Regions from separate parts of the Homo sapiens genome. Here region 2 is linked to region 1. The links are chromatin contacts, found by Hi-C in ENCODE. All regions are on one chromosome and are shown on one strand. Each heading gives the region's core, a stretch centred on a gene start or an enhancer-like site at or near the end of the contact. The rest is flanking DNA. Distances are from core to core; before and after follow the strand shown. Region 1 holds the start of CFAP300 (cilia and flagella associated protein 300). Region 2 overlaps LOC105369460 (a long non-coding RNA gene).

Region 1 (5,816 bases), core at 2,338-4,837:
ACAGTTTATACCCTATGTAATGGTAAAAAAAAATTTAATCAAAAAATAAACATAAACATAAACACAAAAATAAATAACCCAAAACCGAACATTTTTGCTATGATGTTGTAAACAAAGCAAGAATGTCCTCTACTACCACTTCTTTTTTAACATTATCCTGGACATCATAGCCAGTGCACTAAAGTAATTGGGGGCAGCTGGGGGGGTGGCACAAATATTAAACAAAATGAAGTAAAGCTCTTCTTATAACCAGATACCACAATTGTGTATAGAGAAACTCCAAAAAAAACTAACAATCCATGAGAAATAAAAAGATAATTTAGCAAGGTGTCTGGATACAACATCAATATACAAAATAAATTGTATAACTATATAATACAACAAACAGGAAGAAAATAAGCATTTTAAAGTGTCACTTATAATAGCACCAAAAAAATGCAATTTTTTTTTTTTTTGAGACAGATTCTCACTTCGTCACCCAGACTAGAGTGCAGTGGTGTGATCTCGGCTCACTGGAACCTGCACCTCCGGGTTCAAGTGATTCTCATGCCTCAGCCTAGTATCTGGGATTACAGGCATGTGCCATCACACTCAGCTAATGTTTTTGTATTTCCAGTAGAGACAGGGTTTCACCATGTTGCCCAGGCTGGTCTTGATTCCTGGTCTCAAGTGATCTGCCTGCCACAGCCTCCCAACATGCTGGGATTACAGGCATAAGCTACCACTTCCGGACTAAAATAGGGTTTTTCAACCTTGGTACTATCAACATTTTGAGCCAGATCAGTCTTTGTTGTGGGGGCCTATCCCGTACATTGCAGGATGTTTAGCAGGATAGTTGATCTTTACCCACTAGATGCCAACAGCACTTCTCACCTCAGTTGGGACATATCTCAACATTGTTGAGTGTCCCTGAGGGAAGCAAAATTAACCTTGATTGAGAATCATTGATCTAATGAAAGATATCAATACTCTTCCACTCAATACTATAAAATATTGTTGACAGAAATTAAAGATCTAAATAAATAGATATTTATTATAGTTTAGAAGACAATATTGTTACAAGGTTAATTCTCCTTAAATTCATGTAGATAGTCAATGCAATTCCAATTAAAATCCCATCAGATGGGCAGGGCACAGTGGCTCACGCCTGTAATCCCAGCACTTTGGGAGGCTGAGGCAGGTGGATCACCGGAGGTCAGGAGTTCAAGACCAGCCTGGTCAATGTGGTGAAACACCGTCTGTACTAAAAATACAAAAATTAGCCAGGCGTGGTGGCGGGCACCTATAATCCCAGCTACTCCAGAGGCTGAGGCAGGAGAATCACTTGAACCTGGGAGGCGGAGGTTGCCATGAGCCGAGATCACGCCATTGCACTCCAGCCTGGGTGACAAGAGTGAAACTCTTGTCTCAAAAAAAAAAAAAAAAAAAAATCCCATCAGGTTTCTTTGATGGAAAATGATAAACCCAATTTAAAATTTATACAGAAATGAAACAGCAACAGCCTATGCAATCTTGAAGAAAAAGAATAACAAAGTTAGACAACTTATACCATCAGATATCACATCTTTATATAATCCTACAGTAATTAACACAATGTGGCATTTGTGTAAGGACAGTCCAATAAACTGAATAGAAAGAACAAAAACACTCACTTGATTTTTTTTTTAAGTGCCACAGCAATTCACTGGATTAGAAATAGTCTTACCAATATATAGAGCTGCGTCTACTGAAAAACCACAGGGAAAGAACTAATCTTCAGCTTCAAAAAATTATTTTGAGATGGATTATGGACATAAATGCGAGACTATCTTCTTGACTTTGTTTAGGCAGAAATCAAACCTGACACATAAAAAAGAAAGTTGATAAATTCAACTTCATTAAAATTAAGAATTTCTGAGCATCAAAGCTACAGGCAAGCTACAAGCAAAGAGAATGTTCGCAATATGTATATCTGGCAATGGGCTCATATCCATATTATATAAAAACTTCCTAAACATTAGTAAGAAAAAGACTGACAACCCTTCTTCCTCCTAATGGACAAAACACTCAAATAGGCATTTCACTAAAGAAGATATCCAAATGACCCAGCATATTGCAAAGTTGCTCAGCAACATTAACTATCAAGGAAATGCAAACTGAAATCACAATAAAAAATTAATACAAACTCCCTAGAATGGCTAAAATTTTAAAAGACTGGCAATACTATGTGTTGGCAAGGATGTTGAACAACGGGAAATCTCATTCATTGCTGGTTGGGATGTAAACTGATCTTTAGAAAACTTTTTGACAGTATGTAGTAAAGCTAGACATACTTATGCCATGTAACTGAGCAATTCCAATCCTGGATGTATTTCCAACAGAAATGGTGCATAAGTCCATCTAAAGGCATACACAGGAATGTTCATAGCTGCTTTCATAACAACCTCAAAGAGGAAACAGCCCAAAAGGATAAACTGTAGTATAGTCAAGTAACAGAATACTAAACATCAATGAAAAGGAATAATCTATCTCTCTCTCCCTCTGTTTCTCTTTTTTGTCTTTGTTCCCTGTCTCTTCTTCTGCTAATGCTGTTAAAAAATAATCAAGTTCTTAAGGGCTAGGGGAAAAGGAGAGAAAGCAACGAGATGGAAAAGAACTATCCCTCCATTCTGAAGTCCAAATGCACTGCTATAAGGCAAAAATAAAAACCATAGAAACAGGCCGGGTGCGGTGGCTCAAGCCTGTAATCCCAACACCTTGGGAGGCCGAGGCGGGCGGATCACTCGAGGTCAGGAGTTCGAGACCAGCCTGGCCAACATGGGGAAACCCTGTCTCTACTAAAAATACAAAAACTTAGCCTGTAATCCCAGGTACTCAGGATGCTGAAGCAGGAGAATCACTTGAATCCGGGAGGCGGAGGTTGCAGTGAGCCGAGATCGCGCCACTGCACTCCAGCCTGAGCAACAGAGCGAGACTCCATCTCAAAAAAAAAAAAAAGTAGAAACGAAGATAATTTTCAATAGAAAATAAGAAAAGTGTGTTTTCTATTAAACAGCACGCATACCAGAACAAAAGTGGTCTAAAAAACAAAAATAAATAAACAGCATGTTGTAATGTACTGTGTATGGAAACATTTTTTTTTTTTTTTTGGCCTTCAAGTGTACATTTTAAGGAAAAAAAAAAAAAAACAGATGGTAAAACAGAATAGTTTCCTAAGTAGTCACATAGACATTTGTCTTCCAAAATAGATAAACCTAATTAATTCAGAATAATCTTTTCTTCAGAAACGTTTGAGTCATCAAACGTAGATAACTGTAAATCTGAGGTTATAGCTCTTGAGACTAGAATATTAACCCATGCTGAGTAATTATTATTAAAAGTTAATGTCAACAAGTATCGATTGGCAATTTGTCTCCATCCCCGACCCCTAGTTTCCCTAACCGCCAAGCCCGGGGTTGGGGAGTGGAGTGGCACAAGCTCCTGGGAAAGACAGGCTAACCTCCCTCCCTGCACCCGCGGCGGCAAGGCCGGAACTCCTGGGTCCCTAGAGACGTGTGGCCCCGCCCCCGCAGCGTCGCTCCGACACGACGGCCGCCGCGTCTCCATGGAAACGGCCCAGGCATCCACCCAGCCGAGAGCACGATGGCTACTGGGGAGCTCGGGGACTTGGGTGGCTACTACTTCAGGTTCTTGCCTCAGAAAACCTTCCAGTCTCTGAGCTCTAAGGAGATCACCAGCCGGCTCCGCCAGTGGTGAGGAACCGAGGCACAGGGAGAGAAGAGGCCCTTGGTCTTCGCGGCTGTGGAGGCGCAGGCCGGGCGTCGAGGGGCCCGCGCGGGTCGGCGCCATTCTGAGTGAACCCTGAGGCTTCCTGAGTGAACCCCGAACCACCCGGGAAGGGCGGATGCTGTGGGTGGGATCGGTTATCGGTGCGCTCTGAGAGGGTGCCAGCCCCCAGATGATTTCTTTTTCCTCCTCTGCCCCAGGTCCATGCTGGGCAGAATCAAGGCGCAGGCGTTCGGCTTTGACCAGACCTTTCAGTCCTATCGGAAGGATGATTTCGTTATGGTTAGTATGGGGGTCGGAGAGTTCCCTGGGTCTCTGCGGATTTTTAAACTTCCCCCCAAGTTGGCATAGATTCTTGTGAACACGCTATTCCTTACTGACGTCGTTTTCTTGGCGTTTGGGAGTAATAAAAGGTGCAAATGATTTTTTTAAAGGAACTTTTACGTTTCGAATCAGTCATCATAAATTTGTTTGCCATTTAGTTCATTCTTTCTCTACTTTCAGCATCTTGTATCTTGCCTCGGGGAACTTTGCAGTTCTGGAAGATCGCGCGCTCTCTAGAAGATTAGTTTCTCCCTTTGTTTATTTTTGTTTCATTTTATTTTGTTTTATTTTATTTTATTTACTTATTTTTTGAAACAGGGTCTTTCTCTGTCACCCAGGCTGAATAAAGTGCAGTAGCACCATCTCAGCTCACTGCAGCCTGGACCTCCCGGGCTCAAGCTTCCTGAATAGCTGGGACTACAGGTGCAGGCCACCACGTCCAGCTAATTAAAAAAAATTTTTTTAGAGGCAGAGTCTCACTATGTTACCCAGGCTAGTCTTGAATCCCCGGGCTCCCAAAGTGCTGGGGAGTACAGGCGAGCCACCACCCCCAGCCTCTCTTTTTCAATAGGCACATCTCATTTTAAAATATTTTAAATATTATCACACAGCTTTATCGCCGCTTTATTTACTAGCTCCAAATTACTTTCGATTTTTTTCTCAACATCACACCCACTCTGAGAACTGGGCTTCAGGCTCTACCAACAGTTCCAAATGAGGAATTCCCCCAAAAAAGTATGAAGCCGTAGCACAGTGATTTGAATAAGTCTTTTGACTACTAGAGGTGACTACTTTGAGAGAGGTAAAACTCACTTGAAAGTTTAAGTTTTGGTGTGTTTGTTAAAATTTAGTCCATTATTTTCAATCCTGTTTTTTTTTTCTCCTCAATCAAATGGAAAATACTGTTACAGTTTATGAAGTTATCTTCATTCTCTGCCATTCATGTCCTTCATGCATTGACTGTAGTTTATAGTTTGGCATAACAAACACTTCCTGAGGGCCTATCATGTGCTAGGAATTCCTTCCAGTGCTGGGGATACGAGGAGGAACAAGACAAGAGCCCAGCTGTCAAAGATTGTACGGGCCTTGGCAAGACTACAATAAATGAAAAAACAATCTGATTATTTCATATAGTGATAAGGGCAGTAAAGAAAATAGGAGGAAATGGAGAAAGGAGAACATTAGGTAGGATTGTGTCATAGTTCTGGAGGCTAGAAGTCTTAAATCAAGGTGCTGGCAGGGCCATCATTCCTCTGAAACCTGTAGGGGAGAATCCATCCTTGCCTCTTCCTGCCTTCTGGCGGTTGCCACCCTCCCTTGGCGTCCTTTAGTTTGCAGCTGCAGAACTTTCTTCTCTTCCTGTCAGTCCCATAGCCTTTTCCCTTCATATGTCTGCATCTCTTCTTCTTATAGAGACACCAGTCATATTGAATTAAGGGCCCCGCATAACCTCATCTTAATTAATTACATCAGCAACAACGCTAATTCCAACTAAGGTCACTTTGTGATATTTCAGGAAGGATGTAAATTTTGGGGGGACACTATCAACCCATAACAGAGAGTAAATTGGTTAAATGTCTACCTCCCTTTCCCTAAGATGGTGTTATAGTGCCATTATATTATAATGCTACTGATAATGACATTAATAACATTTCTCAAATACTCATGGTTAGATTATTATGTAGTTTTTTATATTTTTTATTTATACCAGTACTGGCTGTCTATAA
Region 2 (5,870 bases), core at 2,278-4,777, 230 kb after region 1:
GTGAAGTTAACTGAGACTGGCACCCACATTGCTTTAAGCCCTGGCTCACCATACCACATCCCTCAGCACAGCCAGTTCCAAACTACAAATGGGCTATGTTCCAAAAACGTGGTTGAAAATCAGTTTAAGACTCAAATCACTTTTTCCATGGAAACGATGTAATAAGTAAAAGTCCAGTCAACTGGCTGGTTCCCCCAAAGTCTATTTAGCACACAACATGGCTGAAATTGAGCTGGCGGGAGTAGTATTCTACATGGCCTCCTCCTCTGCCTGCACCCCTAATCTCATCTGCTCTCCACGCAGCAGCTGCCAGTGATTTTTCTAAAGTATAAGCCTCATCATATGACTCAGTGCTTAAAATGCATCCCAGAGCCCTACATCAAATCAATTCTCAATTCTATGCCCTGAACACTTCTCTAATCTTAATGTTTTTCTCCATTCCCATTGCTGTGATCTTAACATAGGCTGTGATCTATTCTTACCTAGACTATGAGAATAGTCTCCTAACAGTTCTCCCTATGTCTAATCACATCACCTTCCAATGTGTCCATCATGCTGCTGCCAAACTCTGGAACTTGTCAGGCATGACCTCTCCGTCCTGTCACAACCCACTTTTAGAGCCTCATTTGCTTCCACACCGACTCACATACTTCGGCACATTGTGTTTTCTTTACTTGGTATTTCCTGAGAAATTCCTGATCAAAGCCATGTGTCAGCTTCTCTGGGAAGTCTTTCCCTACAGCCAGAAAGAGGAAGTCACTCATTCCCCACTGCTTCCACAGCACTGTCAATATTGCCCACCATGTGCTAGGTGCGACGGATAATCAATGGGAATATCAAGGAGACAAATTCCCACCGCCTGCTCTCAAGGAGCTCACCATAGACAGAAAAAGAAATCGCTAATTAGAAACCATTGTGAGGGCTGCGCATGGTGGCTCACACCTGTAATCCTGGCACTTTGGGAGGTTGAGGCAGGTGGATCACCTGAGGTCAGGAGTTCAAGACCAGCCTGGCCAACATGGCGAAACCCTGTGTCTACTAAAAATATAAAAAGTTAGCAGGGCATGGTGGTGGGTGCCTGTAATCTCAGCTACTCTGGAGGCTGAGGCAGGAGAATCGCTTGAACCTGGGAAGTGGAGGTTGCAGTGAGCCAAGATCACACCACTACACTCCAGCCTGGCTGACAGAGTGAGACTGTCTAAAAAAAAAAAAAAAAAGAAAAAGAAAAAGAAAAAAAAGAAAAAGAAACCATTGTGAGAAATATGGTAGATGGGCGTGGCCGGGCGCAGTGGCTTATGCCTGTAATCCCAGCACTTTGGGAGGCCGAGGCGGGCGGATCACGAGGTCAGGAGATCGAGACAATCCTGGCTAACACGGTGAAACCCCGTCTCTACTAAAAATACAAAAAATTAGCCGGGCATGGTGGCGGGCACCTGTGGTCCCAGCTACTCAGGAGGCTGAGGCAGGAGAATGGCGTGAACCCGGGAGGCGGAGCTTGCAGTGAGCCGAGATCGCGCCACTGTACTCCAGCCTGGGCGACAGAGCGAGACTCCACCTCAAAAACAAAAACAAAACAAAAAAAAAGGATAGGCGTGTCTTGAGTGCGGCAGATCCAAGGACTTTTACTTACCTAAGGGACCCGCAGTCATTAAAGAGGTGGTGGTGATTTGAGTTGACTTGTGAAGGATGACCAGAGCTTCATGGAGTATTCCAAGGGAAAGGCCTTACAAGTAGAGAGATGAGTAGTCAGCTCTCCACATCCATGAGTTATGCATCTGTGGATTCAACCACTTGCATATGGAAAATATTTGGAAAAAAAATCATATCTGTACTGAACATGTACAGACTTTTTTCTCATTCTTTTTTTTTTTTTTGACAGAGTCTTGGTCTGTTGCCCAGGCTGGAGTGCAGTTTGCCTCCTGGGTTCAAGCAATTCTCCTGCCTCAGCTTCCCGAGTAGGTGGGATTATAGGTATGTGCTACCATGCCTGGCTAATTTTTGTATTTCTAGTAGAGACGGGGTTTCACCATGTTGGCCAGGCTGGTCTCGAACTCCTGACCTCAAGTGATTCACCTGCCTTGGCCTCCGAAAGTGCTGGGTTTACTGGCGTGAGCCACTGCGCCTGGCCTTTCTTTTTATTATTTTTTAAACAATAGTATAGCAGCAATTTACATAGTATTTAAATTGTAGTATGTATTATAAGTAATCTAGAAATGGTTTAAAGTATACAAGAGAGGCCAGGCATGGTGGCTCACGCCTGTAATCTCAGCACTTTGGGAGGCTGAGGCAAGCAGTCGTGGTGATGCACACCTGCAGTCACAGCTACTTGGGAGGCTGAGGCACGAGAATCACTTGAACCCAGGAGCAGAGGTTGCAGTGAGCTGAGATCATGCCACTGCACTCCAGCCTGCGTGACAGAGTGAGACCCTGTCTCAAAAACAAACAAACAAAAGTATGCAAGAGGATGTATGTAGGTTATATGCAAATATTACACCATTTTATATCAGGGACTTGAGCATCCTTGGATTTTGGTATCTGCAGAGGGTCCTGAAACCCCGATGGATACCAAGAGACAACTGTATTTGCAAAGGCATAAAGGCTTGGGAAGGTTTGGCATATTTGGAGAATTAAAAATAATTTTGTATGGCTGTAGGACAAGGTGTGTATGATAAAGCAGTGGGAACCAGGCAAAGAAGATCATTAAAGCCCTTACCAGCCAAGGTATGAAGTTTCCATTTTATTTTATACAAATGTCTATTACAGAGTTAAGGATTCCAGGTCATTCCATCTTCATATCACCTCTGATACCTAACATCATGCCTGGAACACAGTAGGCCTCCTCTTTACACTTTCTAAACTGATTTAAAATAGTTTTTGTCATCTCTAAGTGATAAAATCTGGGGAAATAGAGTTAAAACTAAAGTTAAATCTAATACATTTGCAAACAAATTTCTTATTTCCATGTGTTTGCTTTCATTATTTTAATACCCAAACAAACCCAGATATACAAGAAAATGAGCTATTACTTTTTCACTTTAATTTTATGTTTCTCCATGGTGTAAACATTTTAAAAATCAACTTCATATACTTTTCCAATTTAAAAAAGCTTATGTTTTGTTAATAAAGAAAATAGAAGCCTAAATATTGAAGGTAAAAAGTGATTTCCTCATTAATTTACATTCCCTCTGAGATTTATTGCACAGTAAATTAGTTAATTGCAAACCTTCTAACAATGTTTTACTCCATTATAGATTACTTTGGAAAAACAAATTTGATTTTTCCCTCTTGAACAATGAGTGGTTTATTTTAAAGTAGGTGAAAGGTAATGTGAAGGAAAAAAAAACCCAGCTTCACAGATGTATAGTTTAAAGTTTGCCAAGTACTTAGCAAAGGGTTACACTAACTTCAAACGGTTGGAAAGTATAATGTAATGTGAGAACTCGAAGGTCTTGTTTCTCTTTCAGCTCCCATTCTCACTCAGTCCCCTGCAAACCATCGGCATAAAGAGCAAAGTTTCAGAGATCACATCCTCTAGTGGAGAGCAAATGAACAAAAGGGGAAAGAGAGACGCGATGAATTGCACGTGCGCTATTATATTTGCAAGCGGGTTACATTGTCCTTGGATAAGAATTTTATATTCCCCGTGAGTCGGAGACTCTGTGCTCTGAATTATGTTGCTCAATTCAAGCGATGATCCAAGGCCAATGACAGTATACCAAGCTATCATTTCTTGGCAGGTCGAATAGTCATGTGTATATTTTATGTTCCTTATAAAAGTTAGGCGATATAAATATTGGTGATATGAAAGTTGATATTTTACATAAATTGTCAATTGCTAGTCAAACACGTCAAGGTTTTTTCTTTATGTGGTGGGGCTTTAAAATCTCAGCAGGGAGTTCTTTGAGTTTGAAGTGTCTCCCCTAAGCTTTCCATTTCAGACACTGTTTTTTTCCAAAACAGGTCTCAGTGTGTTGGTGTTTCCAAAGTGCAGATGATTCCTGTTCTTATTTTGTGGCTGTTCTTGCAGAATGCTATCAGCCCCAGATCTAGGGTAGAGGACAGGCTTGATTGGAGCCTTTGCCTGTTACAATGCATGATTCCACCACAGGCCAGCTGTGACCATTCCGCCCAGTGACAGCGTGGTTGTCTTTCCTCATAGGTGAAGGAGGTGACTTCTTATGGGACATGATTTCTGAAGCAGAAGTTTACCTGAGGTTCCTGGAAGAAATGTTTTCCCCACCTGTTGGCTCCCTGAGTATTAACATGCCAGATGCAAAGCTTCATTCATTCTATTAAAATGCAAATGAGCCCAACAGTGTAGTAAAACAGTTTGCTGCTAGAAGTTATTTACAATATTCTAAGAGTAACGCTCTTATTCACCCTAAGCACAGGTTTTAATAAAAAGTGGAAGGGATCGCAAGGGTATTGAGATCTCAGCAAGAGAAGGAAAGGGAAAAGGTTGTTTAAAAACAACATTAATAGAAGACATACCGTATAGAGAGAAAAACGCAGACTGTGCATGTTCAAGATAACTTTCATTACAATTTTGCCTAAGCCAGGGTGAATGCAAATGTTTCAGTTTTAACAGACTGGATCATTCATTCAAAAAGCATTTATTGAGTGCCTTCTCAAAAAAGAATGATAATTAGATTTTTTAAGTTATAAAGAAAATATAAAACCAAAACTGGAGAAATATACGCCAACATTTTTCCAATGGTTCCGTTGTCAAAGTAGAATTAGAATGTAAGTGCAGAGTTAAATTCCATTGTCTATCAAGAAGTAATTGTAAAGGAGCTATGTCTAAAAATGTATCTTTTCAGTGATTTTTGTTCTGAACAATCTTCTGCCTCAAATACATTTTGGATCTATGATTTGCAACCACTTTTTTTTGGTGGGTCAAGATACCAGCACTGTAACTTTAAGAAGTTCATCATTAGCATGCATTTAAAAAAATGTACCAAGTTAAGAAAAAAATTGAATAAATGTACATCTGTCTAAAGCAGGGGTTAGCAGAGTACAGCCTGCAGGTCAAATCCAGTCTACTGCCTGTTTTGTTTTTGTTTTTGTTTTTGTTTTTGACTAGAATGTTAAGATACATTTTTAAATGGCTGCAAAAAAAAAAAATCAAAAGGATAACATTTCATGACATGTTAAAAATTGTCTTCAATTCAAATTTCAGGGGCTGGGTGTGGTGGCTCACACCTGTAATCCCAGTACTTTGGGAGGCCGAGGTGTGTGGATCACCTGAGGTCAGAAGTTCAAGACCAGCCTGGCCAACATGGCAAAATCCCGTCTCCACTAAAAATACAGAAAATTAGCAAGGCCGTGTGCAGTGGCTCACGCCTATAATCCCAGCACTTTGGGAGGCCAAGGAGGGTGGATCATGAGGTCAGGAGTTCGAGACTAGCCTGGCCAACATAGTGAAACTACATCTCTGATACAAACACAAAAATTAGCTGGGCATGATGGCTCACGCCTGTAGTCCCAGCTACTCAGGAGGCTGAGGCAGGAGAATTGCTTGAACCTGGGAGGTGGAAGTTGTGGTTAGCCGAGATCGCACCACTGCACTCCAGACTGGACAACAGAGCAAGACTCCATCTCAAAAACAAAACAAAACAAAAACAATAAAAACAAATCAACAAATCCTGAAACCCTTCTTCCTAGCATTCCCTATCTACATTTTCTGCATTATTTAGCTTTATAGTATTTATCATTAACACAGCCTACATTTTACATATTTTTAAAAAATTGTATATCATTCCTTATTAGAATATTAATTAAATCCCAGGGATTTTTGTCTTTGTTTACTGTTGTATGCTGGAACCTAGAAGAGCATATGACTCCTATATATTGTAGTCGGTACTTGTTTG

Evidence for each region. A loop is a pair of places that touch in the nucleus more often than their neighbours do.
Region 2: a loop to region 1 is called in a map of ascending aorta, with 2.7 times the contacts of the local background. The contact joins the enhancer-like site here to the promoter of CFAP300 in region 1. A Hi-C loop is called at or near these places in 2 of 168 maps with a recorded cell type or tissue (ascending aorta and chondrocyte).

Annotation. Positions count from the first base shown.
Region 1 is chr11:102,043,850-102,049,665 of GRCh38, forward strand. CFAP300 (cilia and flagella associated protein 300) reads left to right here and starts at 3,588. Exons shown (of 7, transcript NM_032930.3): 1 at 3,588-3,731; 2 at 3,966-4,047. The coding sequence starts at 3,622.
Region 2 is chr11:102,276,369-102,282,238 of GRCh38, forward strand. It overlaps LOC105369460 (a long non-coding RNA gene), which reads left to right. Exons shown (of 5, transcript XR_007062863.1): 4 at 2,654-2,721; 5 at 3,465-4,871. Among named protein-coding and RNA genes, the nearest start is that of BIRC3, 38 kb to the right of the region's middle. Within about 2 kb of position 3,528, at least 4 of the 41 ENCODE cell types and tissues checked have a DNase peak (open chromatin) inside an H3K27ac peak, as active enhancers do.